Regions from separate parts of the Homo sapiens genome. Here region 2 is linked to region 1. A link is an interaction called in ENCODE POLR2A ChIA-PET data of the cell type or tissue named here. Cell type or tissue: OCI-LY7. All regions are shown on one strand. Links, peaks and the distances in the headings refer to the core of each region. The heading gives the core; the rest is flanking DNA.

What was found. ChIA-PET counts read pairs that join two places held together with the same protein. Peaks named below come from ENCODE experiments on the same cell type or tissue, not always from the same donor. Only the 100,000 strongest peaks of a DNase experiment are listed, where the experiment ranks them.
Region 2: POLR2A ChIA-PET joins it to region 1 with 7 read pairs; 2 of 35 experiments call an interaction of 5 or more read pairs at or near these places.

The regions. Positions count from the first base shown.
Region 1 is chr4:39,476,379-39,491,792 of GRCh38, forward strand. It overlaps LIAS (lipoic acid synthetase), which reads left to right. Exons shown (of 11, transcript NM_006859.4): 11 at 685-3,128. The coding sequence ends at 737. It also overlaps the pseudogene WDR5CP. Among named protein-coding and RNA genes, the nearest start is that of LIAS, 25 kb to the left of the region's middle. In OCI-LY7, for the core only: no CTCF peak of the experiment used is centred there; no DNase peak of the experiment used is centred there.
Region 2 is chr4:39,996,144-40,011,557 of GRCh38, forward strand. No RefSeq gene overlaps it. Among named protein-coding and RNA genes, the nearest start is that of PDS5A, 26 kb to the left of the region's middle. RefSeq lists enhancers at 2,692-3,196, 3,834-4,347, 4,348-4,863, 4,864-5,377. In OCI-LY7, for the core only: no CTCF peak of the experiment used is centred there; a DNase peak (open chromatin) is centred at 7,998.

The DNA of each region.
Region 1 (15,414 bases), core at 3,687-8,686:
GTAAGATGACAAAGAGAAGTTAATCAGACTCCTCATAAAATCAGGCCTCTAGTGCTGCACTCTACCAATAAGCATTGAGTCATGCTGTAAGAGCAATAGACTAAATGGAACACTAATGGCCTAAAAAGAGAATGTGCCCTCTAAGCTGCTAACTTATTGCGTAGGCACAACTCAGGCGGTGGGGAGAAAGCCCATTACAAATGAAGAGCTCTTGCTTCCCTAGAGGGGAATAAGCTAAAGAGATTCCATCAGATGCGTCTGCTCAGCTGCAACGAGATCTGTTTTATAAACATCAGATCCAGCCTAATAATGTAGCAAAATTGCTCTTGGAAATGAATTTTGCCAAGAGCAATACTTTGACAGTGATGAGGGATAGATAGTGCACATAAAGTAGAATTAATGTGCAGACCCATATATACAGTAGGGTCACCCTTTGTAATATTGGCTTACTAGAAAGAATAATAGTAGGAGACTCTAGTCATTATTGCTGGGGAGAAAGGCCAAAGATAATAGGGGATATTTAGGTTAGAAAAATATTGCCATTGAGGTTTGAGAAGAGAGAAGTGCCAATAAATACAAAAGTCTTCTTTAAAGGGGGAACACCAAAAATATAATTCTGAAATAGTTGTCTCACTGTTATTTACTTTAAATTGATATTAATGTGTTTTCCTTTTTCCTAAATAGGTGAATTTTTCCTGAAAAATCTAGTGGCTAAAAGAAAAACAAAAGACCTCTAAAACTTCAACAAGACCTTCAAGATCACAGAAATTTTTAAAATTTGATTCCAGTTAATAACAGAGGTGGTGCCAGAATGCCTGGACTGCAGTGGATGTGCCCCACCTCTTTGCTTAAAAAAAAAAATGTCAATAGCCAGGCATAGTGGCTCACGCCTGTAATCCCAGCACTTTAGGAGGCCAAGGCGGGTGGATCACCTGAGGTCAGGAGTTCGAGACCAGCCTGGCCAACATGGTGAAATCCTGTCTCCACTAAAAACACAAAAATTAGTCAGGCGTGGTAGTGGGTGCCTGTAATCCCAGCTACTCGGGAGGCTAAGGCAGGAGAATCACTTGAACCTGGGAGGGGGAGGTTGCAGTGAGCCAAGATCGCTCCATTGCCCTCCAGCCTGGGTGACAAGAGCAAAACTCCATCTCAAATAAATAAAAAGGAAAAAAAAGTCAATAAACTGTACAAATTTAATTACAGTAATTCATTTGGCTTTTAGTGTATCTTCTTTGTCCCAATTAAACAGTTGCTTGCTGTGATGTAATCTTAAAATATCTTTGTAAGAATTTTCTTTTAACATAATTTTAAAATGCATTAAAAACATGGCATGGTGGCTCACACCTATAATCCCAACATTTTGGGAGGCCAGGGCGGGTGGATCACTTGAACCCAGGAGTTCGAGACCAGCCTGGGCAACATGATGAGACCTTATCTCTACAAAAAATTAGCCAGACGTGGTGGCACGCACCCGTAGTCCCAGCTACTCAGGCTGAGGTGAGAGGATCACTTGAACCTGGAAAGCAGAGGTTGCAATGAGCTGAGGTGGTGCCACTGCTCTCCAGCCTGGGCGCTACAACTGCTCTCCAGACTCTGTCTTGAAAAAAAAACCCAAAAACTTCCAGAAGATTTTCCAATCCACTGTTAACATCATTACATTTCATTTATGAAAAATAAAAACTTCATTTATGTTACTGTGATGAAACAGTCAACATAGATTGAAACTCATCAGTTTAGCATTTCATTCAACTTTAGCATTCATTCAACGTAGATTGAAACTCATCAGATTAGCATTTGTCCTTGTAATATTGGAATAATTTAGAAAGGCTTAAGAGTGAATGTTGGCCAGATGTGGTGGCTCATGCCTGTAATTCCAGCACTCTGAGAGGCCGAGGTGGGCAGATCACCTGAGGTCGGGAGTTTGAGAACAGCCTGGCCAACCTGGTGAAACTCCATTGCTACTAAAAATAAAAAAATTAGCTAGGTGTGTTGGCAGGTGCCTGTAATCCCAGCTACTTGGGAGGCTGAGGCACGAGAATTACTTGAGCCTGTGAAGCAGAGATTGCAGTGAGGCGATATCGTGCCACTGCACTCCAGCCCGGGCAACAGAGTGAGACTGTCTCAAAAAAAAAGTAAATGTTGATTTTTTACATTGGTGTGACTACTTCAGAACCTGCAAAATAGTTTTATGCTGATTACATTTAGTCCCTCTGAAAACACCAAGGCCATAATGCTGCCTAAGACATGGAAATAGAACCTAGAAATATTAACCCTTATTTGTATAGTAGCTTGCTAAATCCACATGCCCTATTCCTTTCATTTCTCACATTGGTTGTATTATATGATGGTAAAGGCCTGAGAAAGGAATTTCCTTCCAAAATACTAATAACTCAGATTCATCTTTTGACTGAATCCTGCCTTTCTACTTTTTCTGCATATCTAAAAGGACACTTTTAGGTGGCCATGTTGTAAAATATGTAAAGTGGATAGCCAATTCTGTTTTGAATTCTTATAACGAGCCAGTATTATAAAAGTAATGCACATCCTTGCCAGGTGTGGTGGCTCACGCCTGTAATCCCACCACCTTGGGAGGCTGAGGCGGGTGAATCAGTTGAGCTCAGGAGTTTGAGACTAGCCTGGGCAACACAGTCAGACCCCCATCTCTACCAAAAATACAAAAAATTAGCTGGGTGTGGTGGCACATGCTTGTAATCTCAGCTATTTGGGAGGCTGAGGCAGGAGAATCACTTGAACCTGACAGGCAGAGGTTGCAGTGAGCTGAGATCACATCACTGTACTCCAGCCTGGGTGACAGAGACCGTGTCTCAAAAAAAATTTTTTTAAGTAATGCATGGGCCGGGCATGGTGGCTTAATGCCTGTAATTCCAACGTTTTGGGAGGCCGAGGCAGGTGGATCACCTGAGGTCAGGAGTTTGAGACCAGCCTGAACAACATGGTGAAACACTGTCTCTACTAAAAATTAAAAAATTAGCCAAGTGTGGTGGCGCATGTCTGTAATCCCAGCTACTCAGGAGGCTGAGACAGGAGAATCCTTGAACCTGGGAGGCAGAGGTTGCAGTGAGCTGAGATCACACCATTGCACTCCAGCCTGGACAACGAGTGAAACTCCTCAAAAAAAAAAAAAAAAAAAAGTAATGTATGTCTTTATAGATGCTAGTAAATTTTGGGATGCAAATTTAACCCTACCAACTTTCTTTTGTTTTGAGACAGTCTCACTCTGTCAGGCTAGAGTGCAGTGGCGCGATCTCAACTCACTGCAACCTCTGCCTCCTGGGTTCAAGTGATCCTCCTGCGTCAGCCTCCCAAGTAGCTGGGATTACAGGCGCACACCATCACGCCCAGCTAATTTTTGTATTTTTAGTAGAGATGGGGTTTTGCCGTGTTGGCCAGGCTGGTCTCAAACTCTAGGCCTCAAACGATCTGACCGCCTTGGCCTCCCAAAATGTTGGGATTTGTGAGCCACCACCGGGCCTAACCCTACCAACTTAAAATAGAAACATCTCAAGCTACCTTAACTTATTTTACAGGAAAAAAATGGATTACTTTTCAGGCTAATTTTGTGACATTTCTAGATATTATCTAATAGTTAGGCCCTTTGCACAGTGTAGGCCAATGGCAGGTAAACATTTGTTAGCAGGAGACTCATTTGGTGAAATAAAATTCTCAGCCGGCGCGGTGGCTCACGCCTATAATCTCAACACTTTGGGAGGCCGTTGCGGGCGGATCACCTGATATCAGGAATTGACACCAGCCTGGCCAACATGGCAAAACCCCATCTCTACTAAAAATATAAAAAATTAGCTGGGTGTGGTGGCACGTGCCTGTGGCACTGAGGAGGCTGAGGCACAAGAATCGCTTGAATCCAGGAAGCAGAGGTTGCGGTGAGCCGAAAATGCACCACTGCACTCCAGCATGGGCAACACAGTGAGACTGTTGTCTCAAAAAAAATAAATGAATAGGCCGCGCTCCCGCCCAGGGAGGATGCGCCGACGCCCCGAGCGCCCGGCCCTCCGCAGCAGCCCGGCAGACTGCCTCTGTCATCAGGACCCTCCGTCCACGTCCCCTGTGCGGCCAGCGTCAGAGCCATGGCGATGGAGGAGAGGAAGCCCGAGACCGAGGCAACGAGAGCACAGCCGACCCCTTCGTCATCCACCACTCAGAGCAAGCCTACGCCCGTGAAGCCAAACTATGCTCTCTAAAGTTCACCCTTGCTGGCCACACCAAAGCAGTGTCCTCCGTGAAATTCAGCCCGAATGGAGAGTGGCTGGCAAGTTCATCTGCTGATAAACTCATTAAAATTTGGGGGACTCATATGATGGGAAATTTGAGAAAACCGTCTGGTCACAGCCTGGTCGTCAGATTCTAACCTTTTTGTTTCCGCCTCAGATGACAAAACCTTGAAGATACGGGACGTGAGCTCGGGAAAGTGTCTGAAAACCCTGAAGGGACACAGTAATTATGTCTTTTGCTGTAACTTCAATCCCCAGTCCAGCCTTACTGTCTCAGGATCCTTTGATGAAAGTGTGAGGATATGGGTTGTGAAAACAGGGAAGTGCCACAAGACTGCTAGCTCACTCCGATCCAGTCTCGGCCATTCATTTTAATCGTGATGGATTCTTGATAGTTTCAAGTAGCTATGATGGTCTCTGTCACATCTGGGACACAGCCTCAGGCCAGTGCCTGAAAACGCTCACTGATGATGACAACCCCTGGTGTCTTTCGTGAAGCTCTCCCCGAAGGGTGGATACATCGTGGCTGCCACGCTGGGCAACACTCAAGCTCTGGGACTACAGCAAGGGGAAGTGCCTGAAGACATACACTGGCCACAAGAACGAGAAATACTGCATATTTGCTAATTTCTCTGTTACTGGCGGGAAGTGGATTGTGTCTGGCTCGGAGGATAACCTTCTTTACATCTGGAAACTTCAGACGAAAGAGATTGTACAGAAATTAGAAGGCCACACAGATGTTGTGACCTCAACAGCTTGTCACCCAACAGAAAACATCATCACCTCTGCCGCGCTAGAAAATGACAAAACAATTAAACTGTGGAAGAGTGACTGTTAAGTCCCTTTGCTCCCACATGCGATAGACCATCAGGAAGTTGACCCGGATTGGCAAGAAACATGATGTCTCGGAGGCGGTCCCCTGGGTCTGTGCCTGGGGGTCAGGACCGGGCCTGATTTGAGCCTCCTTTTTGAAGATGATTTGGCCGAGTGTGGACCACCGGAAAGTTCTAAAAGTTGCTGGTGACATTTCTTGCCAATTCTCTAACACTGTCTAGGGAAGAGTTCCTAGTCTGTTGTGTTCAAACAGAGTCAACAAAAATTTTTAATTTTTTGTTACAAAAGGGTGAAGTTCAATTTTAAAAATAAATAATAAATATAATAAAAATCTCATGGAACTTCAATGTAAAATAATTAAAATGGCATTTTATTAGCAGTGTATGTTAAAGTTTCAGATTTGTAACATTTACTCTGTAAATAAAAATAGGGAATAAGTAAAATGAAGCAATTTTGATACATATGCAAAATTGGGATTTATGGATAACAGTTGCTGTCTTCAGCCTCAAGAGTCTACTTATTTGTTTTGGTTGCACAGTATTGAGAACAATTCTAATATAGCTAAATAATAGTAAATTTCAGTTAATAGCATAGCTTAAAAAGAAAAAAATAGTAAATAATTTTTAAAAATGGTAAAACACCTCATCTTGGAATGTCTGGATACTTTCCAGTTAAATTTAATACAGAAACTTGAAAGAGGAATAGCAGGAGATGTTTTTGTTTTGTTTTGTTTTGTTTTGTTTTTGAGACAGAGTCTCGCTCTGTCGCCCAGGCTGGAGTGCAGTCATGCGATGTGGGCTCACTGCAACCTCCACCTCAAGTGATTCTCGTGCCTCTGCCTCCTGAATAGCTGGGATTACAGGCACGCACCACCATGCCCAGCTAATTTTTGTGTTTTTAGTAGAGACAGAGTTTCACCATGTTGCCCAGGCTGGTCTGGAACTCCAGGACTCAAGTGATTCACTCATCTCGGCGACTCAAAGTGCTGGTATTACAGGCACGCGCCAACACTCCCAGCTAATTTTTTATATTTTTAGTAGAGATGGGGTTTCACCATGTAGGCCAGGCTGGTCTCAAACTCCTGACCTGAAGTGATCCGCCAGCTTTGGCCTCCCAAAGTGCTGAGATTACAGGCGCGAGCCACTGCGCCCAGCTGGGGCTGCTATTTTTGAATCTGCTTTTAAAGAGCAGGTGGTACCTTTCCCTTCCTCTTTTCCTTTTTCCTTGCTGGCTAGAATGAAAACATGATGCTTAGAGTGGGAGCAGCCATCCTGGACATGAGATGGGAGACTTGTGTCAAGGACAGCAGAGCGACCAGATGAGGAAGGCTTGGGCCTTTTCCAGCCCTCGACCACCTACCTGGACTTTTGTGTGAGAGAGAAATACATTACTATTCTGCTTAACACACTATAATATTGGGTCCCTCTTGGAGCATCCAAGTTTATATGCTAATGCAATTTATAAATTATGTTTATTCTAATGCCCGTAAAATAAATGCCTATTAAAATTAAGAAAGATATATATGCACCTAAAATAATCTCCCATGTTACTAGCATTATCTAGTGAGTAGTCTCTTACATGTCTGTATTCAAGAAAAAGGAAGGGAAGAAGGGAGCAAGCGGTCACTGTATCCAACTTATCCTCTGCTTATACATATTATTTTGCAAGGCAAACACTAATGATATATTTCTTCCTGAGTTTTTGGTCTAAAACTTGAACACACTCCCAGTATGTGGTGATGATAACAGCTAGTTGGGGACCACATGCTATGGAAAGCTAGGATAAGTCTCTAAAAAGTGACTAACAAAGTTCATGCCTTTTTTTTTTTTTTGAGCTAGAATCTCGCTCTGTCACCCAGGCTAGAGGGCAGTGGTGCGATCTCAGCTCACTGCAAGCTCCGCCTCCTGGGTTCACACCATTCTCCTGCCTCAGCCTCCCAAGTAGCTGGGACTACAGGTGCCCGCCACCATTCCTGGCTTATTTTTTTGTGTTTTTAGTAGAGATGGGGTTTCACTGTGTTAGCCAGGATGGTCTTGATCTCCTGACCTCATGATCTGCCCATCTTGGCCTCCCAACATTCTGAGATTACAGGCATGAGCCACAGTGCCTGGCCTTTTTTTTTTTTTTTTTTTTGAGATGGGATCTCACTCTGTTGCCCAGGCTGGAGTGCAGTGGCACAATCTTGGCTCACTGCAGCCTCAACCTCCCTGGCTCAAGTGATCCTCCCACCGCAGCCCCCCAAATAGCTGGGACTACAGGTCCCCACCACCACACCTGCCTATTTTTTTTTTTTTGTCATTTTGGCAGAGATGGGGTCTTGCCATGTTGCCCAGGTGGGTCTCAAACTCCTGAGCTCAAGCAATTCACCCACTGTGGCCTCCCAAACTGCTCAGATTATAGGCATGAGCTACTGCACCTGGCCTTTTTTTGTTGTTTTTTTTAAATAATGTGATAGCTGCAATTGTGCCACTGCACTCCAGCCTGGGCAAGTGAGACTCTATCTCAAAAAAGCACAAAAAATCGGCTGAGTGTGGTAGCTCATGCCTGTAATCCCAGCACTTTGGGAGGCTGAGGCAGGTGTATCACCTGAGGTTAGGACTTTGAGACCAGCCTGGCCAACATGGTGAAATCCCATCTCTACTAAAAATACAAAAATTAGCCAAGCACGGTGGCGGGCACCTGTAATCACAGTTACTCGGGAAGCTGAGGCAGGAGAATTGCTGGAACCAGGAGGCGGGGGTTGTAGTGAGCCGAGATTGCACCATTGCACTCCAGCCTGGGCAACAGGAGTGTGAAGCTCTGTCAAAAACACACACACACACACACACACACACACACACACAATAAATAAATAAAATTTTTAAGTTAAAAAAAAGTGACTACAAAAATAAAAAACACCTCAATGTTTCCTTTTACCATTTTAACCTTTTTTTTGAGACAGGATCTTGCTGCATCACCCAGGCTGGAGTGCAGTGGCACAAATCGGCTCATTGCAACCTTGACCTCCCAAGCTCAAGTGATCCTCCCACCTCAGCCTCCTGAGTAGCTGGGACTACAGACACATGCTACCACTCCTCACTAATTTTTTTTCTATTATTTGTAGAGATCTCACTATGTTGCCCAGACTGGTCTTGAACTCCTGGGCTCAAGTGATCCTCCCTTCTCGACCTCCCATAGTGAGGCAGAAATTAGAGAAAGAAGAAATAAAAACTAAAAGAGAAAGACACGTTTTCCTGTATTAGGTTGTCTCATCCCAAAAAGCAGTAACAGACAGAGCCCAGGTGCAGGCAAGGTCCTGATAACACTATCTAAGAAGTCAGAACCCAAAAGGAATGTGCTCTGGAGGCTCTCCCAGCACTCCCCAACATAAGGATAAGAAAAACAAAATTCCTCTTTTAGCCCTTTACCACCTCCCCATAAATATTTTGCAAGTTTTAGAAGTTCCTGTTTCTCCTTCAATGCAACTGCAAGGTCACAAGCTATGCTAGAGATTACGAGACCTGTCACTGTTTCATTAACTGTCTTTATTCTGCTTCTGTAAGCTTTCTTATAAAAATTGAGCCCTGTCTTTGTTCTGGCCTCAATTTTTTGGATATGAATCCACTGAGCCAGCATACACCTTAATAAAAATCCTCCTGTAACACCCATTTGGTCTCTTTGGTCCTCTGATTCCTACAACATTTTGGTGAGCCAGCCGGGAGAGGAGATGACAGGTTTGCTGTCTCCTTTGCCTGTGGGGCTGGAGCCCCAGACTGGCGGGATACCTGTGACCCCAGGTGTGCCATCAGGAGAACTTCAACCCGGAGGGGAGATCAGCTCTCCTGCGACCCAGTGTCCCTTCGCTGACAGTGCAACGGAACCTAAGGGGTATAGGACGATTCCAGGGTCAGTGCACTTCAGGACCACGGTAAGGTATTGGGGCCCAAGGCAGGACCTGTCCCATAAGGAGGGAAGGGGAGCCTGATCACCTTCCAGGGTGCAACTAGTAGTCCGACACAGGATGAGAGAATGGCTCGTAAATGTTGGGGAAACTTACACCCTAACCAACCCAGGACGCAAGAGTGGCAGGGAAGCAATTGGTCATGTATTTAGGGTAGTAACTGGGGTCGGAGGACAGCCGGGACACCTGGACCAATTCCCCTATATCTACTCATGGCCGCACTCAGGTTATGCAAATGCCTCTCAGGTAAAAAAGAGGACCCCCCTCTATTATAATGAACAAGGTCAAATCCAGGGAAGGGAATGAACCTTCATTTACCAGCCTTTTTCAACCACTGATCTCCTAAACTGGAAGCACCATACCCCTTCCTGCACAGAAAAACCTCAGGCCTTTATAGATCTGGTGCAGTCCATCTTCCTAACACACAATCCAACTTGGCCAGATGTCAAACAGCTCCTCCTGATGCTGTTTAATACTGAGGAGCACCGGAGGATAACTCAGGCAGCCCTCCACTGGCTTGAAGCAAATGTACCAGCAGGCACAATGAACGCTCAGGCATATGCTCAAGGCCACCTCCCAGAAGCAGACCCACACGAGGACCCAAATGATGTAACCCAGTTTCAGCACCTGCAGAGGTACCAAGAGGCAATCCTGCAAAGGCTGAGAAATGGTGGGAAAAAGGCAATCAACATACGGAAAATCTCAGAGATGCTCCAGGGAGCAGATGAAAGCCCTAGCCAGTTTTATGAAAGACTGTATGAGGCATTCCGGCTTTGTACTCCGTTTGACCCTGAAGCAGCTGAAAATCAGCACATGGTGAACACAGCATTTGTAGGACAAGCCCAGGGTGACATCAAACAGAAGCTGCAGAAATTAGAAGGGTTTACAGGCACGAATGCCACCCAGCTTATAGAGGTGGCCACTGAGGTGTATGTTAACCGTGACCAAGAGGCAAAGAAGGAAGCAGAACAGAGGCTTGAGAAAAGGGCCGATCTGTTAGCGGCAGCCCTCGTAGAAAGGGAAACTAGTATTCTAAGAGGATGTGGACGTGGACATGGATGTGGAAGAGGTCAAGTTAGGCAGAGATCTGAGAGCCGGCCGAGGCTAGAGAGAGATCAATGTACATGATGCAAAAAGAAGGGACACTGGAAGGATGAGTGTCCAGAAGGTAATGAGGAGAGTAGTCAGGGCCATGGTATGAAGAGACCATCTGCCAAGGGCTGCCGCACCCTGGGGGAACTAGATACTGATCTAATCAGGCTGGCAGGGGCTGAAGGATATGAAGACTGGGACAGACTGGGCTCCTTCTCTTTAGGCCCCCAGGAACCAATAGTCACATTAGAAGTTGCGGGCCAGCTAATGGACTTTATGGTAGACACTGGGGCTGAACACTCAGTAGTGACCTGACCTATAGGGCCACTAATCACGAACTATACAACTATTGTAGGAGCCACTAGAGTCTCAGAGAAAAGGCCTGTCAGTCAAGGAGGTGTGTTATAGGAGGACGAGAGGTCCAACATGAATTCCTATACCTCCCAAATTGTCCAGTTCCTTTGCTGGGAAGAGACCTACTCCAAAAACTCCAAGTACAGATTGCTTTTGGGCCACAAGGAAGTATGACTTTGAGCCTAACTGAGCTGAAGGCCATGATGTTAACCCTTACTGTCCCACAGACTGAGGACTGGAGACTATATGCAAAAAAGACTCCAGAACCAGGAGTAAATGAAATGTATCGGTTACTTACTAAAATTCCTGGAGTATAGGCTGAAGATAACTCACCAGGGCTGGCTGTAAATCAGGCACTGGTAGTAGTAGGGTCAGAACCAGGAGGCCCCCTTCATTGCTGTGGAGATATAGTAGATAAGGTGTTCTCAAGCCAGAGAGATTTTACAGACCAACCCCTCAGGGCCCCAGATGTTGAATACTTTACAGATAGAAGCAGTTTTGTACTGGAAGGGATCTGACAAGCCGGGTATGCAGTAGTAACATTAAACTCAGCAGCAGAGGTACAGTCTCTGCCCACCGGAACATCAGCCCAAAAGGCAGAACTAATAGCCCTGACAAGAGCCCTTTTGCTAGCAAAAGACAAAAAAAGTCAATGTCTGGCCAGTCACGGTGGCTCACGCCTGTAATCCCAGCACTTTGGGAGGCTGAGGCGGGCGGATCACGAGGTCAGGAGATCGAGACCATCCTGGCTAACACAGTGAAACCCCGTCTCTACTAAAAATACAAAAACTTAGCTGGGTGTTGTGGCGGGCGCCTGTAGTCCCAGCTACTCGGGAGGCTGAGGCAGGAGAATGGTGTGAACCTGGGAGGCGGAGGTTGCAGTGAGCCGAGATGGCGCCACTGCACTCCAGCCTGGGTGACACAGCGAGCCCCGTCTAAAAAAAAAAAAAATAGTCAATGTCTACATGGATTATAAGTATGCCTTTGCTACATTACATGTTCATGGAGCTATATATAAAGAAAGAAGACTTTTAACTGTAGGGGGCAAAGAAAGTACAAAGAAGAAATTCTACAGCTCTTAAATGCTATATGGGCTGCTCCAAAGAAAGTAGCCGTTATGCATTGCAAAGGGCACCAAAAGGCAGGAACACTAGAGGCCAAAGGAAACAGAAAAGCAGACAAGGAGGCAAAACGGTCAGCAATGACTACCCCGCACTGTAAAGAGGAGATCCTAGCTTTGCCTCTCCTCCCAGAGCCTCCCCTGCCAGAGGTCCCAAATTATTCTCCAAATGAAACGGGCCTAATTTGCCCAAGAAGCCAGAAATTACATTGAAGGAGGATGGTGGAAATTCTCAGATGGGAGGCTAGCCATTCCTGAAATGGTAGCCCCTAAGTTTGTAAAAACAATTCCATCAAATAACTCATATTTTTTAAAAATGGCATTAGAGACACTACTTAGACTCCATTTCTGTGTGCCACGACTCACTGCCATTGCCCGAGCCGTTTGTGAACAATGTCTAACTTGTGTTCAGAACAACCCTCTGCAGGGGCCTACCCGGCCCCCAGGAATTCAAGAAATAGAGGCCACACCTTGTGAAAACTTGCTTCTGGACTTTACCGAGCTGCCCCAAGCAGGAGGCTATCAGTACATGTTGGTGTTCATCTGCACCTTCTCAGGGTAGGTTGAGGCTTTCCCCACCCGGACAGAAGAGGCGCAGGAAGTAACTAAAGTACCGATAAGAGACATTATTCCCAGATTTAGACTGCTTCTAACTCTAGTGTCAGACAATGGACTGGCATTTGTAGCTGAAATAGTTCAAGATCTAACACGGCTGTTAAAAATAAAATGGAAATTACACAAGGCCTACCAGTCACAAAGCTCAGGAAAAGTGGAGTGCATGAACTGGATGGACACTCAAGCAGCTACTGAAGAAATATTGCCAGGAGACTTATCTGAGATTAGATCAAGTCTTGCCCATGGTCCTCCTCTGAGTCAGGCGCACCCCCACTAAACAAACTGAGTATTCGCCCTGTGAGATTTTGTTTAGCCGGCCATCCCTAATCATAGGTCAAGTTAGAGGTGATCTCCGTGAGCTAGGAAAACTAACTTTGAGAAAGCAAATGCAGGCTTAGGGATAGCCATGTAAACAGTTCATAGCTGGGTACATGAAAGAATACCTGTTAAGTCTAACAGACCCAGCACACCGATTTAAACCTGGGGACTTTCTTTAGGTTAAAAAATTGGAATCCAACCACTTTGGGACCCATAAGAGATAGGCCCCATACTGTAATCTTGTCCACTCCCACTGCTGTTAAAGTTGCGAGAATCGTGCCTAAGATCCACCACAGTCTGCTGAAACTGGCGGCCCAAGACCGGTAGATCAGCCACCAGGACCCAGACCACCCGACCCGACTCAGCCTGCGACAAAACTAAGCTGCCAGTAGAGACAGCAGACCTGCTCTAGTCACTCCAGAAGCTGACTAGTCTATGCACCGGCTGAAGCTTGAAGAATCATCATCAGGGAAGTAAATGTAGCCAGAGATCTTAAGCCCAATAACTTTCCGTATAATATTAATTGTTTTGCTGGCCGGGCGCGGTGGCTCATGCCTGTAATCCCAGCACTTTGGGAGGCTGAGGCGGGCGGATCAAGACGTCAGGAGATCGAGACCATCCTAGCTAACATGGTGAAACCCCATCTCTACTAAAAATACAAACAATTAGCCGGGTGTGGTGGCGGGCGCCTGTAATCCCAGCTACTCTGGAGGCTGAGACAGGAGAATGGTGTGAACCTGGGAGGTGGAGCTTGCAGTGAGCCGAGATCGCGCCACTGCACTCCAGCCTGGGCGAGACAGTGAGACTCCGTCTCAGAAAAAAGAGAAAGACCCATAGAGGAATCCCTCACTGCATGCATACCACATGGTTAAGAAACACAATAGATAAGACTTTATTGTACTATACGTATTATGAGTGAACAGGAAGCCATCTGGGGACTTGCATGCACAACCAGACAACCTATTCAGTCTGTGACCCAAGAGATGGCCGGCCTTCTATGTGCTATAATCCCAAGCTCATACCTGAAACCCAAACCTGAAAACCAAAAGAGTCCCCAGACTCCCTCTTCAGAGGTTGGTTTTCGTCTTTTGGTGGATTTAAAACATGAACAGAAGTGGTGCTGGCTACGTTAAGTGGTTGCTTAATACTCCCTTGCCTCTTACCCCTCCTTGTCAGAAGCATTCAATCGACTTAGTAGACAAAACAACCACCACTCGACTAATGGCTCTAAGTACCAGCCATTGCCAACTGAAGAAAATTATGCTGCCATGAAGAATTAAATAATAGTGATGCTTTCTATTAAACTTCATTTATAAAAAGCATCAAAGGGGGGAATGAGGCAGAAATTAGAGAAAGAAGAAATAAAAACTAAAAGAGAAAAGCAAGTTTTCCTGTATTAGGCTGTCTCATCCCAAAAAGCAGTAACAGACACAGCCCAGGCCAAGACAAGGTCCCGATAACACTATGTAAGAAGTCAGGACCTAGTAGTGCTAGAATTATAGTCATGAACCACCATGCCCAGCCCACTTTAACCATGTTGAAGTGTACGATTCAGTGGCATTAAGTACATTCCCAATGTTATGTAACCATCAGTGTCTCTATTTTGACAAGTGAGTGAAGCCCAAGCTCAGTGTAGAGTTCAAGGCCTTCCACAATTTGCCCTTGGTCTAACCTTCCAGTCTTCTCCAGCTATTCCTCCTCCTACTCCCTTCAACTCCAGAAAAAAAGACAGCTTGCTTTCCCTAAAAGCAGCCTGAATCTTCCTGCTTCCATCTTTTTCTTCCCATTGCTTCTGCCATGGACCTGCCAATTCAAACCCACCCTTCCCCTACTAAGATCATGTCTCTTTATTAAGATCCACCTCAAATGCCACCGGGAAGGCTTCCTGTTTTCCTCAGCTGGAGTAATCTTTACCTCTGTGTCCACACAGCATTTTTTAAAATCACTTATGGCTATTTTCTTGGTTGGGCCAGTTATTTGTGTACCTGCCTCTCTTAAGATCTCTCTCATTCATCTGTGCCCTCTGTTAGCATCTCACAGTATCTGCATTATAGTAGGTGCACAGACACCTAATTTGAAATATTATTCTTTTTTGAGATGGAGTTTTGCTCTTGTCCAGGCTGGAGTGCAGTGGCACGATCTTGGCTCACTGTAACCTCCACCTCCCGGGTTCAAGCGATTCTCTTGCCTCAGCCTCCCAAGAAGCTGGGATTACAGGCACATGCCACCACGCCTGGCTAATTTTTGTATTTTTAATAGAGACATGGTTTCACCATGTAGGCCAGGATGGTCTCGAACTCCTGACCTCAGGTCATCCACCCATCTCAGCCTCCCAAAGTGCTGGGATTACAGGCATGAGCCACTGCGCCCGGCCCTAATTTGACATATTCTAAGTAGAGTTACTTAAAGGTGAGTACAAATGAGCTTACTTTACACATTACAATTAGACCTTACCTTCACCAGCTGAGTTGTCTTACTGAACCCTCCTCCATGTCCCCTATCCCATACCTCCTGTAGAACCTCAGACCCTTTCTGGGTGTCCCCAGGAGGTTGGAGGCCATGTGTTCACTTCCATTTCAGCTGCTGTTCAAGCAATTTTCCTTTAGCAACTTTCTGATTACTTACTTATTTATTTATTTTTTGAGATAGAGTCTTGCTCTGTTGCCCAGGCTGGAGTGCAGTGGCGTGATCTCAGCTCACTGCAACCTCTGCCTCCCAGTTCAAACGATTCTCCTGCCTCAGCCTCCCTGAGTAACTGGGATTGCAAGTGCCTGCCACCACCCCCAGCTAATTTTTTTTTTTTTTTTGAAATGGAGTCTTGCTTTGTTGCCCAGGCTGGAGTGCAATGGCGCAATCTCACTTCAACCTCCGCCTCCCTGGTTCAAGCCATT
Region 2 (15,414 bases), core at 5,979-10,978, 520 kb after region 1:
AGCCAGATGGGTTTTATTTAACCCTATATATCTTGACTGACTTTCCAACCTGACTCTGGCATAGAATTACCAGATAAGGAATAAAAGTATTTTTATTTTTATTTATTATTATTATTTTTTGAGACGGAGTTTCCCTCTGTCGCCCAGGCTGGAGTGCAGTGGTGCAATCCTGGCTCACTGCAACCTTTCTGCCTCCCGGGTTCAAGCAATTCTCCTGCCTCAGCCTCCCGAGTAGCTGGGATTACAGGTGCCCGCCACCACGCCAGGCTAACCTTTGTATTTTGTTTTTTCTTTAAGACAGAGTCTCTCTCTGTCGCCAGGCTGTAGTACAGTGGCGCGATCTCAGCTCACTGCAACCTCCGACTCCCTGGTTCAAGAGATTCTCCTGCCCCAGCCTCCCAAGTAGCTGGGATTACAGCAACGCACCACCACGCCCAGCAAATTTTTGTATTTTTAGTAAAGACGGGTTTTCACCATGTTGGCCAGGCTGGTCTCAATCTCCTGACCTTGTGATCCACCCACCTCGGCCTCCCAAAGTGCTGGGATTACAGGCGTAAGCCGCCGCACCAGGCCCGGCCTTACTTTTTTATTTTTAGTAGAGACGGGGTTTCACCATGTTGGCCAGGATGGTCTCAATCTGTTGATCTCATGATCCGCCTGCCTCAGCCTCCCAAAGTGCTGGTATTACAGGCGTGAGCCACCGCGCCTGGCCAGAATCAAAGTATTTTACCCCAAAACATGTTTCTTTGGCGTATTTTAAAATGGCCCTGCAAAGCTGTTCTTTGTGGGGGAAATTTGCATCTGTAAAGGATCTCTATTAACGTAGCTATATCTTTTTCCTCCAGACACTCCCAATGCTAAAGAGATTAACTACGATCTGAACAGAAAACATTTGTCATCTATTGTCTCTAAGGGGAGTCACTATAAGACTTCCAAAGAACTTTGGTCTCCACAATCTTTATCTTACCCTGAACATTCCCTTTCTATCAATCTCAAATCTTTAGTCAAACTCGACCAATTGTTAACCAGAAAATGTTCAAATTCACCTATAGCCTGTAAGCGCCCCCTCCCACCCCTTTGAGTTGTCCCCCGTTTCTGGACCATAGCAATGTATTTCTTTTTCTTTCTTTCTTTCCTTTTTTTTTTTTTTGGACACAGAGTCTCCTTCTGTCCCCCAGGCTAGAGTGCAGTGAACTCACTGCAACCTCTGCCTCCTGGATTCAAGGGATTCCCCTGCCTCAGCCTCCTGCGCAGCTGGGACTACAGGTGTGTGCCACCACGCCTGGCTAATTGAGACTATCTTTTCATTCTCTATATGGAAAATAATATTATAAAATTGTTGCCCTATGAGAAGATGACCAAAGATCACCAAATTTTTGGAAAATGAGAAGATGGAAACATGGATTCTTTCATTTGACTGTTGGCTTAATCCATAAATATTTATTAGTTGCCCACTATATTTTCTTTTTTTTCTTTTCTTTTTTTTTTTTTTTTTTTTTTTGATATGGAATCTTGTTCTGTTGTCCAGGCTGGAGTGCCATGGCAATGTCTCAGCTCATTGCAACCTCTGCCTCTCAGGCTCAAGAGATTCTCCTGCCTCAGCCTGCCAAGTAGCTGGGATTACAGGTGCCCGCCACCACGCCCGGCTAGTTTTTTTTTTTGAGATGGAGTCTTGCTCTGTCGCCCAGGTTAGAGTGCAGTGGCACAATCTTGGCTCACTGCAACCTCCACTTCCTGGGTTCAAGCAATTCTCCTGCCTCAGCCTCCTGAGTAGCTGGGATTACAGGCCCCCACCACCACACCTGGCTAATTTTTGTATTTTTAGTAGAGATGGGGTTTCACAGTCTTGGCCAGGCTGGTCTCGAACTCCTGACATCAGGTGATCCACCTGCCTTGGCCTCCCAAAGTGGTGGGATTACAGGCTTGAGCCACTGTGCCCGGCCGCCCACTATACTTTCAAAAATGCTGACAGAGGTTGGGAGTAGAACACTAAATAGATGTAAATAGTCCTGCACATCAAGGAATTCACAGTCTAAGGTGGAATAGGCCCCTAACAAGTAAACTTACCAATTATTACTTATTTATAATTAGTATAATTATGACAAAAAATAAGTGCAAGAGAGCTAACCAGAAAGATTCCTTGAAAAACAGGATGTCTAAATTGGGGTAGTAATCCAGATTAAAAGGGGAAGAAAGAATAACCTATTTTGGGGGAATAGCAGAACAAAAGGCTCTGAGGTAGGAAAGTACTTGTTAACTTCAAAGAACAAAAAAATAAAAAAATAAAAAAAAAGGCCGGGCACAGTGGCTCACGCCTGTAATCCCAGCACTTTGGGAGGCCGAGGCAGGCAGATCACGAGGTCAGGAGATCGAGACCATCCTGGCTAATACGGTGAAACCCCGTCTCTACTAAAAATACAAAAAAAAAAAAAATTAGCTGGGCGTGGTGGCGGGCGCCTGTAGTCCCAGCTACTCAGGAGGCTGAGGCAGGAGAATGGCGTGAACCCGGGAGGCGGAGCTTGCAGTGAGCCGATATCGCGCCACTGCATTCCAGCCTGGGAGACAGAACGAGGCTCTGTTTCAAAAAAAAAAAAAAAAAAAAAAAAAAAAAAAAAGCTAGCGTAGCTACTGTGAAAATAAATTTAAAATCTAGCATGTTGGAACTGTAAATTATTTTGAGCCTTAAAGGAGAGAGATTATAAGGCCTGAATCATGTGACAGGCAGCTGTTACCTAGGCAACTAGAAACTTTGTTTCTCTGATTATAGATTATTCTTATTCCTTATCTACATTGTTTTTAAAATACTGCAAAGGACTAAAAGGGCCAGGGCAGACCTCTTCCCTCTTCACAGTTAATCTTCATTATAGATTAACTTCCCTCTTACTTTTCTCACACAAAGACTTCATGGCTATCACATCCTCTTAAGATGGAATGTTAAGTACATTCTTTTAAATTGGAAAGGTAATGAAAACTAGCACAAAGAAAAGAAAACAGGCTGGGAGTGGTGGCTCATGCCTGTAATCCCAACACTTTGGGAGGCCAGGGTGGGCGGATCACTTGAGGCCAAGAGTTCCAGACTAGCCTGGCCAATACGGTGAAACTCCGTCTCTACTGAAAATACAAATATTTGCTGGGTGTGGTGGCAGACCACCTGTGGTCCCAGCTACTTGGGAGGTTAAGGCAGGAGAATTGCTTGAACCTGGGAAACAGAGGTTGGAGTGAGCCAAGTTTGCACCAGTGCATTCCAGCCTGGGCAACAGAGTGAGACTTTGTCTAAAGAAAAAAAAAAAAAGAAAAGCGGCCGGGCGCAGTGGCTCACGCCTGTAATCCCAGCACTTTGGGAGGCCGAGGCAGGCGGATCACGAGGTCAGGAGATCGAGACCATCTTGGCTAACATGGTGAAACCCCGTTTCTACTAAAAATACAAAAAATTAGCCAGGCGCGGTGGCAGGCGCCTGTAGTCCTAGCTACTCAGGAGACTGAGACAGGAGAATGGCTTGAACCCGGGAGGCGGAGCTTGCAGGGAGTCGAGATCGCGCCACTGCACTCCAGCCGCCTGGGCGACGAAGCGAGACTCCGTCTCAAAAAAAAAAAAAAAAAAAAGAAAAGCAAGAAAAAAGAAAACAAGCCATATGGGAAAAAAAGTAAACTATAACTAATTAAATTGTTGTAATTCATAAACCAGGCTAGTATATAAAATGTTATAATCCTACTAAACTTGTTTTCTTCTGTCTTTGTAAGAAGGAATTTAAAGGCAGGGTGCAGTGGCTCATGCTTGTAATCTCAGTACTTTGGGAGGCCAAGGCAGGAGGATCTTGTGGGCCTGGGAGTTTGACACCAGCCTGGGCAATATAGTAAGATCTCATCTCTTAAAAAAAATTAAAAACTGGCCAGGCGCGGTGGCTCACGCCTGTAATCCCAGCACTTTGGGAGGCTGAGGCAGGAGGATCACGTGAGATCAGGAGTTTGAGACCAGCCTGGCCAACATGGGAAAACCCCATCTCTACTAAAAATACAAAAAATTAGTGGGGCATGGCAGCAGGCGCCTGTAATCCCAGCTACTTGGGAGGCTGAGGCAGGAGAATCACTTGAACGCGGGGGTGGAGTTTTCGGTGAGCCAAAATCGTGCCACTGCACTCCAGCTTGGGCGACAGAGCAAGACTCTGTCTCAAAAAATAAAATAAGGCCGTGCGCAGTGGCTCATGTCTGTAATCCCAGCACTTTGGGAGGCCGAGGCAGGTGGATCATCTGAAGTCAGGAGTTCGAGACCAGCCTGGCCAACATGGTGAAACCCCGTCTTAACCAGGTGTGTTGGAGCGTGCCTGTAATCCCAGCTGAGGCTGGGGCAGGAGAATCGCTTGAAGCCGGGAGGCGGCGGTTGCAGTGAGCAAAGATTGCACCATTGCACTCTAGCCTCAGCAACAGGGCGAGATGTTGTCTCCAAAAAAAATAAATAAATAAAATTAAAATTAAAGAAAAATAGAAAGAAAGAAACTTAACTTTTAACTTTAGAACACTGACCCCATTTTCCTGTAGCCTTTGTCTCCCAAGTGGCTATTTCCAATTTTTTGCTCGAATAAAGTCTTTAAGGTGGATTCTGATCCTTTTGATTATTTCAGGTTGACACTAGTGTGCCATGAGCAATGGGAAAGTGGTGAATGAATCCAACAAGTTAATTTTGCCTGTTCTGAAACTTCATACTGTCATCCTTCAGTATCTGCTGGGGATTGGTTCCCAGAGCTGCATGGACACGAAATATCCTCGCATGCTCAACTTCCTTATATAAGAGGCCTAGTATTTGCATATACTAGATGTACCTCCTCCCATATCCTTTTTTCTGTTTTTTTTTTTTTTTTTTTTTTGGAGACGGAGTCTCACTTGGTCCCCAGGGTGGAGTGCAGTGGCGCAAAATCGACTCACTGCAACCTCCACCTCCTGAGTTCAAGGAATTCTCCTGTCTCAGCCTCCTGAGTAACTGGGATTACAGGCACCCGCCACTACACCCAGCTAATTTTTGTATTTAGTAGAGGTGGTGTTTTGCTATATTAGCCAGGCTGGTCTCTAACTCCTGACCTCAAGTGATCCATGTGCCTTGGCCTCCCAAAGTGCTGGGATTACAGGAATGAGCTACCATGCCTGGCCCCTGTCATAGATTTTAAATCAAATTTAGGTTACTTATAATAACAAATACAATGCAAATACTATTTAAATAGTTGCTATACTGTATTGAGTTTTATTTGTATTTTTTAAAATTGTTTTTCTAAACAATCTTTTTTTTGCCTTGCTATTGAGCTGTATTTTTTTTTTAATTTTCCTTTAAATACAATATTTAGGCCTGGCATGGTGGCTCACGCCTGTCATCCCAGCACTTTGGGAGTTCGAGGCAGGTAGATCACTTGAGGTCACGAGTTGGACACTGGCTTGGGCAACATGGCAAAACCCTGTCTCAACTAACAATACAAAAATTAGCCGGATGTGGTGGTGCACGCCTGTAATCCCAGCTACTCAGGAGACTGAGGCACCAGAATCTCTTGAATCCCAGAGGCAGAGGTTGTGTTGAGCCAAGACGGCACCACTGCACTCCAGCAGGCCATCAGAGGGAGACTGGGCGACAGAAGGAGACCCTCTCTAAATAAATAAATGAAGATTACACATTTTTTTTTTTTTTGAGATGGAGTCTCGCTCTGTCCCCCAGGCTGGAGTGCAGTGGCATGATATCAGCTCACTACAACCTCCGCCTCCCGGGTTCAAGCAATTCTCCTGCCTCAGCCTCCCGAGTAGCTGGGACTACAGGCACGTGCCACCACTCCCGGCTAATTTTTTGTATTTTTAGTAGAGACAGGGTTTCACTGTGTTAGCCAGGATGGTCTCGATCTCCTGACCCCGTGATCCGCCCACCTCAGCCTCCCAAAGTGCTGGGATTACAGGTGTGAGCCAAAGCACCAGGCCAGATTAAAGATTTTTTAAAATTTAAATGTACATTTATTTATTTATTTTATTTTTTTTTGAGACGGAGTCTGGCTCTGTCGCCCAGGCTGGAGTGCAGTGGCGTGATCTCGACTCATTGCAAGCTCCGCCTCCCAGGTTCACGCCATTCTCCTGCCTCAGCCTCCCCAGTAGCTGGGACTACAGGAGCCCGCCGCCACGCCCAGCTAAGTTTTTGTATTTTTAGTAGAGACGGGGTTTCACTGTGTTAGCCAGGATGGTCTCAATCTCCTGACCTCGTGATCCACCCGCCTAGGCCTCCCAAAGTGCTGGGATTACAGGTGTGAGCCACTGCGCCTGGCCTTTACGTTTACATTTAAACTTTAACTTTAATTTTTTGAGACAGGGTCTTGCTCTGTCACCCAGGCTGGAGTGCAGTGGTGTGATCACGGCTCTGTGCAGCCTCAACTTCCCAGGCTCCAGTGATCTTACCACCTCAGCCTCCCCAGTAGCTGGGACCACAGGCTCAGGCCACCACGACTGGCTACTTTTTGTATTTTTTGTAGAGATGGGTTTTCACCATGTTGCCCAGGCTGGTCTCAAAACTCCTGGGGTCAAGCAATCCACATGCTTCAGCCTCCCAAAATGCTGGGGTTACAGGCCTGAGCCACCATGCCCAACTGCTTTGTTTTTATTTCCTGAATTTTTTTTTTTTTGAGACGGAGTCTCGCTCTTGTTGCTCAGGCTGGAGTGCTATGGCATGATTTGAGCTCACTGCAGCCTCTGCCTCCTGGGTCCAAGCGATTCTGCTGCCTCAGCCTCCCAAGTACCTGGGATTACAGGCATGCGCCACCACGCCTGGCTAATTTTGTATTTTTAGTACAGACGGGTTTTCTCCACATTGGTCAGGCTGGTCTGAAACTCCTGACCTCAGGTGATCTGCCTGCCTAGGCCTCCCAAAGTTCTGGGATTACAGGCATGAGCCACCTCACCTGGCCTGAATATTTTGTATTTGTGGTTGGTTGAATCCATGAATGACGAACCTATGGATAAGGAGAGCCGACAGGATAAGTGAAATTTAAAGAGTATACAACATATATGCTTGTGTGTAAGGCTTTTAAAACTTAGAATAATGTGGGCCGGGCCTGGTGGCTTAGGCCTGTAATCCTAGCACTGTGGGAGGCCGATTTACGGGGATCACCTGAGGTCAGGAATTCGAGACCAGCCTGGCCAACATGGTGAAACCCCATCTCTACTAAAAATTACAAAAAAATTATCTGGGTGTGGTGGTGTGCGTCCGTAATCCCAGCTACTTGGGAGGCTGAGGCAGGAGAATTACTTGAACCTGGGAGATGGAGGTTGCAGTGAGCTGAGATCACACCATTGCACTCCAGCCTGGGCGACAGGGCAAGACTCTGTCTCAAAAAAAACAAAAACAAAAACTTAGCATAATGTTTTCAGATTTCATCCATGCTGTTGTATTTGTAAGCATTTGTTCCTGAGCATTATTTTATTGTAAGGATATACCACGATCTATTTATCTATTCACGGGTTGATGGACATTTGGGTTATTTCCAGATTTTGGCCATTGTGAATAGAGCTGCAATGAACATTCTTGTATAAGAGATGTGAGATTTTTAGTCCACTGTTTTCCCCACCTCACTGCAGAGTAAAAGCAAGAATATACTCTTTGTTATACAGCAATTTTAATAAAAGAGCTAGGAATAGTTTAATACCTATCTGATCCTTTCATTGACCTCATGAAAGCACTTGGGTTCTAGCAACTGCAGGTAAAAAGAGCTGGGTCAAGTAATTCAGCACGGCCATAGCATCACCCTGGCCTGAGTCCATATCACCAAAATTTGATATATGAATCACACTTTGAGATGGAAGGTGTCCAGATACCAAAGGGTCCTTGTTGATGCTTGGAGGTGGGGAATTGATCTTGTCTATACCCTCAAGTTTAATAAAGAATTCCTAACTGCAGAAGAGATTCTTTATCTGCTGCCAAATAGTCTTAATCCTACTTCCTCTTTCCTACTTCCCCCACAGGACTGACCTCAAGCAAAGATCTGTAACTCTAGCCTTACTGTGCAAGCCCATGGCACTTTTAGTATATCTGCATGTTCAGCAGAAGCTAGATATGTCCCTGCTTTGCAACAACTGGTAATGGTGAGTCGGCTGTGTAAGGTCAAGTGCTACTCCCATATGCATGGAATGCTTTCTGATGATCACAACTGTAGTCACTTTAAATTGAATTACAACACTGTACAAATATGATAGTATTAAGAATATCAGTCTTCAGTGAATTTTTCATATTTCTCTCTCTATATAAACAAAGACAGTATTTTTAAACTTTTTTTTTTAGACAAGGTCTTGTTCCATTGCCTAGGCTAGAGTGCAGTGGCGTGATCACAGCTCACTACAGCCACCACCTCCCAGGCCCAAGCAATCCTCACACCTCAGCCTCCCAAGTAGCTGGGACCACAGGTGCACACCACCACGTCCAGCTAATTTTTTTTTTTTTTTTTGAGACCGAGTCTCGCGCTGTCAGCAGGCTGGAGTGCAACCTCTGCCTCCCGGGTTCAATCGATTATGCTGCCTCAGCCTCCTGAGTAGCTGGGAACAGGTGTGCGCCACCACGCCCAGCTAATTTTTGTATTTTTAGTAGAGATGGGGTTTCACCATGTTGGCCAGGATGGTCTCGATCTCTTGACCTCGTGATCCACCCAGCCCATTTTTTTTCTTTTTTTTTTTTTGAGACAGAGTTTCACTCTTGTTGCCCAGGCTGGAGTGCAGTGGCATGATCTCAGCTCACTGCAACCTCCGCCTCCCGGGTTCAAACGATTCTCCGGCCTCAGCCTCCCGCATAGCTGGGATTACAGGTGCCCGCCACCATACCCGGCTAATTTTTGTATTTTTAATAGAGACCGGGTTTCGCCATATTGGGCAGGCTAGTCTAGAACTCCTCACCTCAGGTGATCCACACACCTCGGTCTCCCAAAGTGCTGGGATTACAGGCCTGAGCCACCGCACCTGGCCACATCCAGTTAATTTTTACATTGTTTTTGTAGAAATGGGAACTCTCCATGTTGCCCAGGCTGAAAACTTTTTTTTTCCTTTGAAAAGAAACATATCTTGCAGGAATTTTCTTTCAAGGGAGGACTCCTAAGGCCTTTTTGTGTGCTAATTTCTTTTTGTTTTGCTATATTTCTTCTTATCTCTTTTTTTTTTTTTTTTTTTTTTTTGAGACAGGGTCTAGCTCTCACTCAGGCTGCAGTGCAACGGCCACGATCTTGGCTCACTGCAATCTCAGCCTCCTGGGTTCAAGCAATTTTCCTTTCTTAGCCTGCTTAGTAGCTGGGATTACAGGTGTGTGCCACCACGACTAGCTAATTTTTGTATTTTTAGTAGAGATGGGATTTTGCCATGTTGTCCAGGCTAGTCTCAAACTCCTGGCCTCAAGTGATCCACCTACCTCGGCCTCCCAAAGTTCTGGAACTACAGGCCTGAGCCACCATGCCCAGCCTTCACATTCTTTTCAATGCACAGCTGAGTCCACAAGAAAGTAAGTGTTACAGATCGTTAGTAGAGACGGAGTTTTGCCACGTTGCCCAGGTTGGTCTCAAACTATTGGGCCTAAGTGATCTGTCCGCCTCTGTCTCTCAAATTGCTGGGATTACAGGTGGGAGCCACCATGCCTGGTGCTAACATATGCCCAACAGTGGTTTAGCAGCAGAGAATAACATGAAATGGAATATTCAAAGAAATAATGTCTCAATATTCTAGAATCAATGGATTACAGTGAATAATGATATATTCTTACATGGCCTATAAGACCTCAACTGATAGCCCCTCTTAAGCTTTTTAATTTTTTCCTGCCATCATTCCCTCAACTTTATATGTCACTCACTAACTGGGGCAAGTTTGTTCAACCTGCAGCCCCAGATGGCTTTGAATGCAACCCAACACAAATTCGTGAACTTTCTGAAAACATTATGAGATTTTTTGGAGATTTTTTGGAGGTGTCTGATTTACATAGGGCTCACAGATTGGTTCCATCAGGTATGATGTCTACATAGCTCTCAGGGAAGGCTGGCGTCCCCACCCTAATCTTATTATGCAAAGGAACTTTCCCCTTGGTTGGAGCCATCTTGTCTGCTCCTTACTGTACAGGGCTGGCAGAGAAGGGAAAATGGAACTGCCATTTTGAACATGACTAGCACAACTGCCGGCATCTATGTCTGCAGCTCTATTTCATAGACTGCTCTTTGTTAGAAAGGAAAATGATTTGGGGCTGCTTTTCTTCCCTCCCTCCCTCCCTCCTTCCTTCCTTCCTTCCTTCCTTGATGGAGTTTTGCTTTTGTTACCCAGGCTGGAGTGCAAAGGCGCCATCTCGGCTCACTGCAACTTCTGCCTCCCAGGTTCAAGCGATTCTCCTGCCACAGTTTCTTGAGTAGCTGGGATTACAGGTGCCCACCACCATGCTCGGCTAATTTTTGTATTTTTAGTAGAGACTGAGTTTTACCAGTTGGCTAGGCTGGTCTTGGGGGCTGCTTTTCATTAAAAGAAAAACTTTGGCTGGGCGCGGTGGCTCACTCCTGTGATCCCAGCACTTTGGGAGGCTGAGGCAGGCAGATCACTTAAGGTCAGGAGTTCAAGACCAGCCTGGCCAACATAGTGAAACCCCATCTCTACTAAAAATACAAAAATTAGCTGAGCGTGGTGGTGCATGCCTGTAATCCCAGCTACTTGGGAAGCTGAGGCAGAAGAATAGCTTGAAACTGGGAGGCAGAGGTTGCAGTGAGCTGAGATTGCACCACCTTACTCCAGCCTGGGCAATAGAGGGAGCCTCCATCTCAAAAAAAAATAAATAAATAAAGGAAAACCTTATCCAGGACTTCCGTACCCTTACTATTTGCCTAAGTAATTTCTTCTTTTGTTTTTTTGAGACAAAGTCTTGCTTTGTTACCCAGGCTGGAGTGCAGCGGCTCAATCTCTGCTCACTGAAACCTCCACCTCTGGGGTTCAAGCGATTCTCCTTCCTCAGTCTCCTGAGTAGCTGGGACTGCAGGCAACTGCCACGATGCCTGGCTAATTTTATTTTTGTATTTTTAGTAGAGACGGGGTTTCACCATGTTGGTCAGGCTGGTTTTGAACCCCTGACCTCAGGTGATCCACCCCCCTCGGTCTCCCAAAGTGCTGGGATTACAGACGTGAGCCACCGCTCCTGGCCATCTTTTAAGGTATTTAAATCATTGGTCCCCAGCCTTTTTGGCACCAGGGACTGGTTTCACAGAAGACAGTTTTTCCACAGACATGTGGTGGGTTGGGGGGCATAGTTTTGGGATGATTCAAGCACATTACATTTATTGTGTATTTTATATTATTATTACATTGTAATATATAATGAAATAATTATACAACTCACCATAATGTAGAATCAGTGGGAGACCTGAGCTTGTTTTTCTGCAACTAGATAGTCCCATCTGGGGGTGATGGGAGACAGTGACAGATCATCAGGCATTAGATTCTCATATGGAGCACATGACCTTGATCCCTCACAATAGGGTTCATGCTTTTATGAGAATCTAATGCTGCCACTGATCTGACAGGGGGTGAACTCAGGCATTAATGCAAGTGATGGGGAACGGCTCTATATACAGGTGAAACTTTGCTGGCTCCCCCTCTGCTCACCTCCTGCTGTGCAGCCCAGTTCCTAACAGGCTGAGGACAGAACCGGTACCTGTTGGGGATCCCTGATTTAAATGAAATAGCTGGAACTCCATTTTGTAGTTAATGGATGGTTTATTTTCTCCCAAGAGTTTCTATATGCACGATAAATCCAGTAACCCCAGTGGTTTACTCTGGCCTGAGAACAATTGCCCTCAAATAACCAACAGGCTCATTCTATTTGTTTTGTTTGTAGATATGGGGTTTTGCTATATTGCCTAGACTGATCTTGAACTCTTGGGCTCAAGCAATCTGCCCACCTTGGCTTCCCAGAGTGCTGGGATTACAGGCATGAGCCACCATGCACGGCCTCCAGTTGCTTTTTACTGATTGCTGTGTCAGCCACGGAGGGACCCTGACTACTGAGTTTCCCAAGGAAACTCAAGGGCTGAAGCTCAAATGGCTCCCTTTGAAGTTGAGAGTCTGCTACCAGTGCCATAGTTACTTTCTCAGCACCACCATGGGTAGCCAGAAAGACAGTGGGGGCTCAGGGTACTGTTTGTGTAGGCCTGTTCCCCACACCACTCCGGCAATCTCAACAGCTGTTCCCTCCAAGCTCCCTGTGCATTTCCTGTATGATCTTGTAAGTATGAAGATCAGCAATAAAATGGTAAGTTGCCTTTGCTTTTCTCTGTAGTTGGCCTAAATCACCACAGCCCCTGACTCCCAACACTAGTTACACACACAGAGCATGGAGCAAGCCAGCCTCTCCATGGCATGCCTCAAGGGCCAGGATTTAAGTCACTCAATCCTGATCGTTCTGTCTCCTTCCCCCGCCCCTCAATTTGTGTTCTATTTTTCATCCTTCCTGCCACCCTCCTGGCTCAGGTCCTAACATTTATTCTGATCACTACAGAATAAGGAGACAGTAGTCTTCTTATTCGTGTCTTGCCTTCACCCATCATTCATACCACTCTGCTTACCTGCTTGCCACTGCTACACCCTTTTTTTTTTCTTTTTTTTTTTTTTGAGACAAAGTCTCGCTCTGTTGGCCAGTCTGGAGTGCAGTGGCACAATCTCAGCTAACTGCAACCACTGCCTCCGAGGCTCAAGCGATTCTCCTGCCTCAGCCTCCTGAGTAGCTGGGATTACAAGCATGTGCCACCACGCCCGGCTAATTTTTTTGTATTTTTAGTAGAGACAGGGTTTCACCATGTTGGCCAGGCTGATCTCAAACTCCTGACCGCAGGTGATCCGCCCACCTCAGCCTCCCAAAGTGCTGGGATTACAGGCATGAGCCACCGCGCCCAGCCAACTGCCACACCCTTACTCTTCCTTTTTTTTTTTGAGAGAAGTCTTGCTCTTGTTCCCCAGGTTTGAGTGCAATGGCTTGATCTCGGCTCACTGCAACTTCTGCCTCCTGGGATCAAACGATTCTCCTGCCTCTGCCTCCCAAGTAGCTGGGATTAAGGTGCCTTCCACCACGCCTGGCTAATTTTTGTATTTTTTAGTAGAGACAGGGTTTCACCGTGTTGGCCAGGCTGGTCTCGAATGCCTGACCTCAGGTGATCCACCCGCCTCGGCCTCCCAAAGTGCTGGGATTACAGGCGTGAGCCACCAGGCCCAGCTTTTTTTTTTTTTTTTCTTTCTTTTTTGAGACAGAGTCTCTCTCTCTCTCTGTCTCCCTGGCTGGAGTGCAGTGGTGTAATATCTTGGCTCACTGCAACCTCTGCCTCCTAAATTCAAGCTATTCTCCTGTATCAGCCTCCCAAGTAACTGGGATTACAGGTGCATGCCACCACGCCTGGCTAATTTTTTGTATTATTTGTAGACAGAGGATTTCACCAAGTTGGCCAGGCTGGTCTTGAACTCCTGACCTCAAGTGATCCACCCACCTCGGCATCCCAAAGTGCTGGAATTACAGGTATGAGTCACCATGTCTGGGCCAAATTCTTTTACGCTTTTACCAGAGTAATATTTATTTTATTTTATTTATTTTTTGAGACAGAGTTTCACTCTTGTTGCCCAGGCTGGAGTGTAGTGGTGCAATCTCGGCTCACTGCAACCTCTGCCTCCCGGGTTCAAGTGATTCTCCTGCCTCAACCTCCTGAGTAGCTGGGATTACAGGCACCTGCCACCACGCCTGGCTAATTTTTCTTTTTTCTTTTTCTCTTTTTGAGACGGAGTCTCACTCTGTCGCCCAGGCTGGAGTGCAGTGGCGCGATCCAAGCTCCGCTTCCTGGGTTCACGCCATTCTCCTGCCTCAGCCTCCTGAGTAGCTGGGACTACAGGCGCCCGCCACCATGCCTGGCTAATTTTTTGTATTTTTAGTAGAGATGGGGTTTCACTGTGTTAGCCAGGATGGTCTCGATCTCCTGACCTTGTGATCCACCCGCCTCGGCCTCCCAAACTGCTGGGATTACAGGCGTGAGCCACCACGCCTGGCAATTTTTCATATTTTTAGTAGAGACAGGGTTTCGCCATGTTGGCCAGGCTTGTCTCGAACTCCTGACCTCAGGTGATCCACCCGCCTCGGCCTCCCGAAGTAGTGGGATTACAGGCGTGAGCCACCGCATCCGACCTCATATGTATAAATTTCAAAAAGGATTATATTTTTTGCCTGATTAAAGTCACATCATAGTGAGTTAGAAAGAGCCTGCATTTTAGAGCCAGCAAACTCTGGTTCTATAGCTTGCTAGCTGCTTAGCATTTCTGTTTTTTCATGTCTTCTCCTAAGATATAGAGATAAATAATAGTAACTATCTCATGAGATTATTTATTTATTTATTTATTTATTTATTTTGAGACAGTTTTGCTCTTGTTGCCCAGGCTGGAGTGCAATGGCATGACCTCGGCTCATGGCAACCTCTGCCTCCCGGGTTCAAGTGATTCTCCTGCCTCAGCCTCCGGAGTAGCTGGGATTACAGGCACGTGCCACCATACGTGGCTAATTTTTTGTATTTTTAGTAGAGATGGGGTTTCACCATGTTGGCCAGGCTGGGTCTCGAACGCCTGACCTTAGGTGATCCGCCTGCCTCGGCCTCCCAAAGTGCTGGAATTACAGGCGTGAGCCACTGCACCTGGCCTATTTATTTTTCTGAGACAGAGTCTCACTCTGTTGCCCAGGCTGGAGTGCAGTGGTGCAATTGGGGGTCACTACAGCCTCCACCTCCCAGGCTCAGATGATGCTGCTGCCTCAGCCTCCCCAGTAGCTGGGACCACAGGCATGCACCACCATGCCCAGCTAATTTTTGTATTTTTTGTAGAGACAGGGTTTCACCATGTTGCCCAGGCTGGTGTCAAATGCCTGGGCTCAAGTGACCCTTTTGCCTTGGCCTCCCAAAGTGCTGCGATTACATGTGTGAGCCACCATGTCCAGCCAGAGAGCCGCCATTTGAAGAGGGTTTTCAATAATGAAGTGAGAACATGGCAGGTAGGATGCAGACCAGTAGCCAGGACACTGTGCAGAAGCGTATCAAAGGAATGGCTACAATACGAGGCTATCCCAGAAAGAATGTCTATCCAGCTTAGGTTGAATTTGATCCCTCAGTTGGCATCACTGAGGAGGTACTTTTCTCTAAACTCTTGGGAGGTAGGCACATGGTCTTTATTTTTTTTAATTTTATTTACTTATTTTTTCGAGACGGAGTCTCACTCTGTCACCCAGGCTAGAGTGCAGTGGTGTGATCTCGGCTCACTGTAAGCTCCGCCTCCTGGGTTCATGCCATTCTCCTGCCTCAGCCTCCCGAGTAGCTGGGACTACAGGCACACGCCACCATGCCCGGCTAATTTTTTGTATTTTTAGTAGAGACGGGG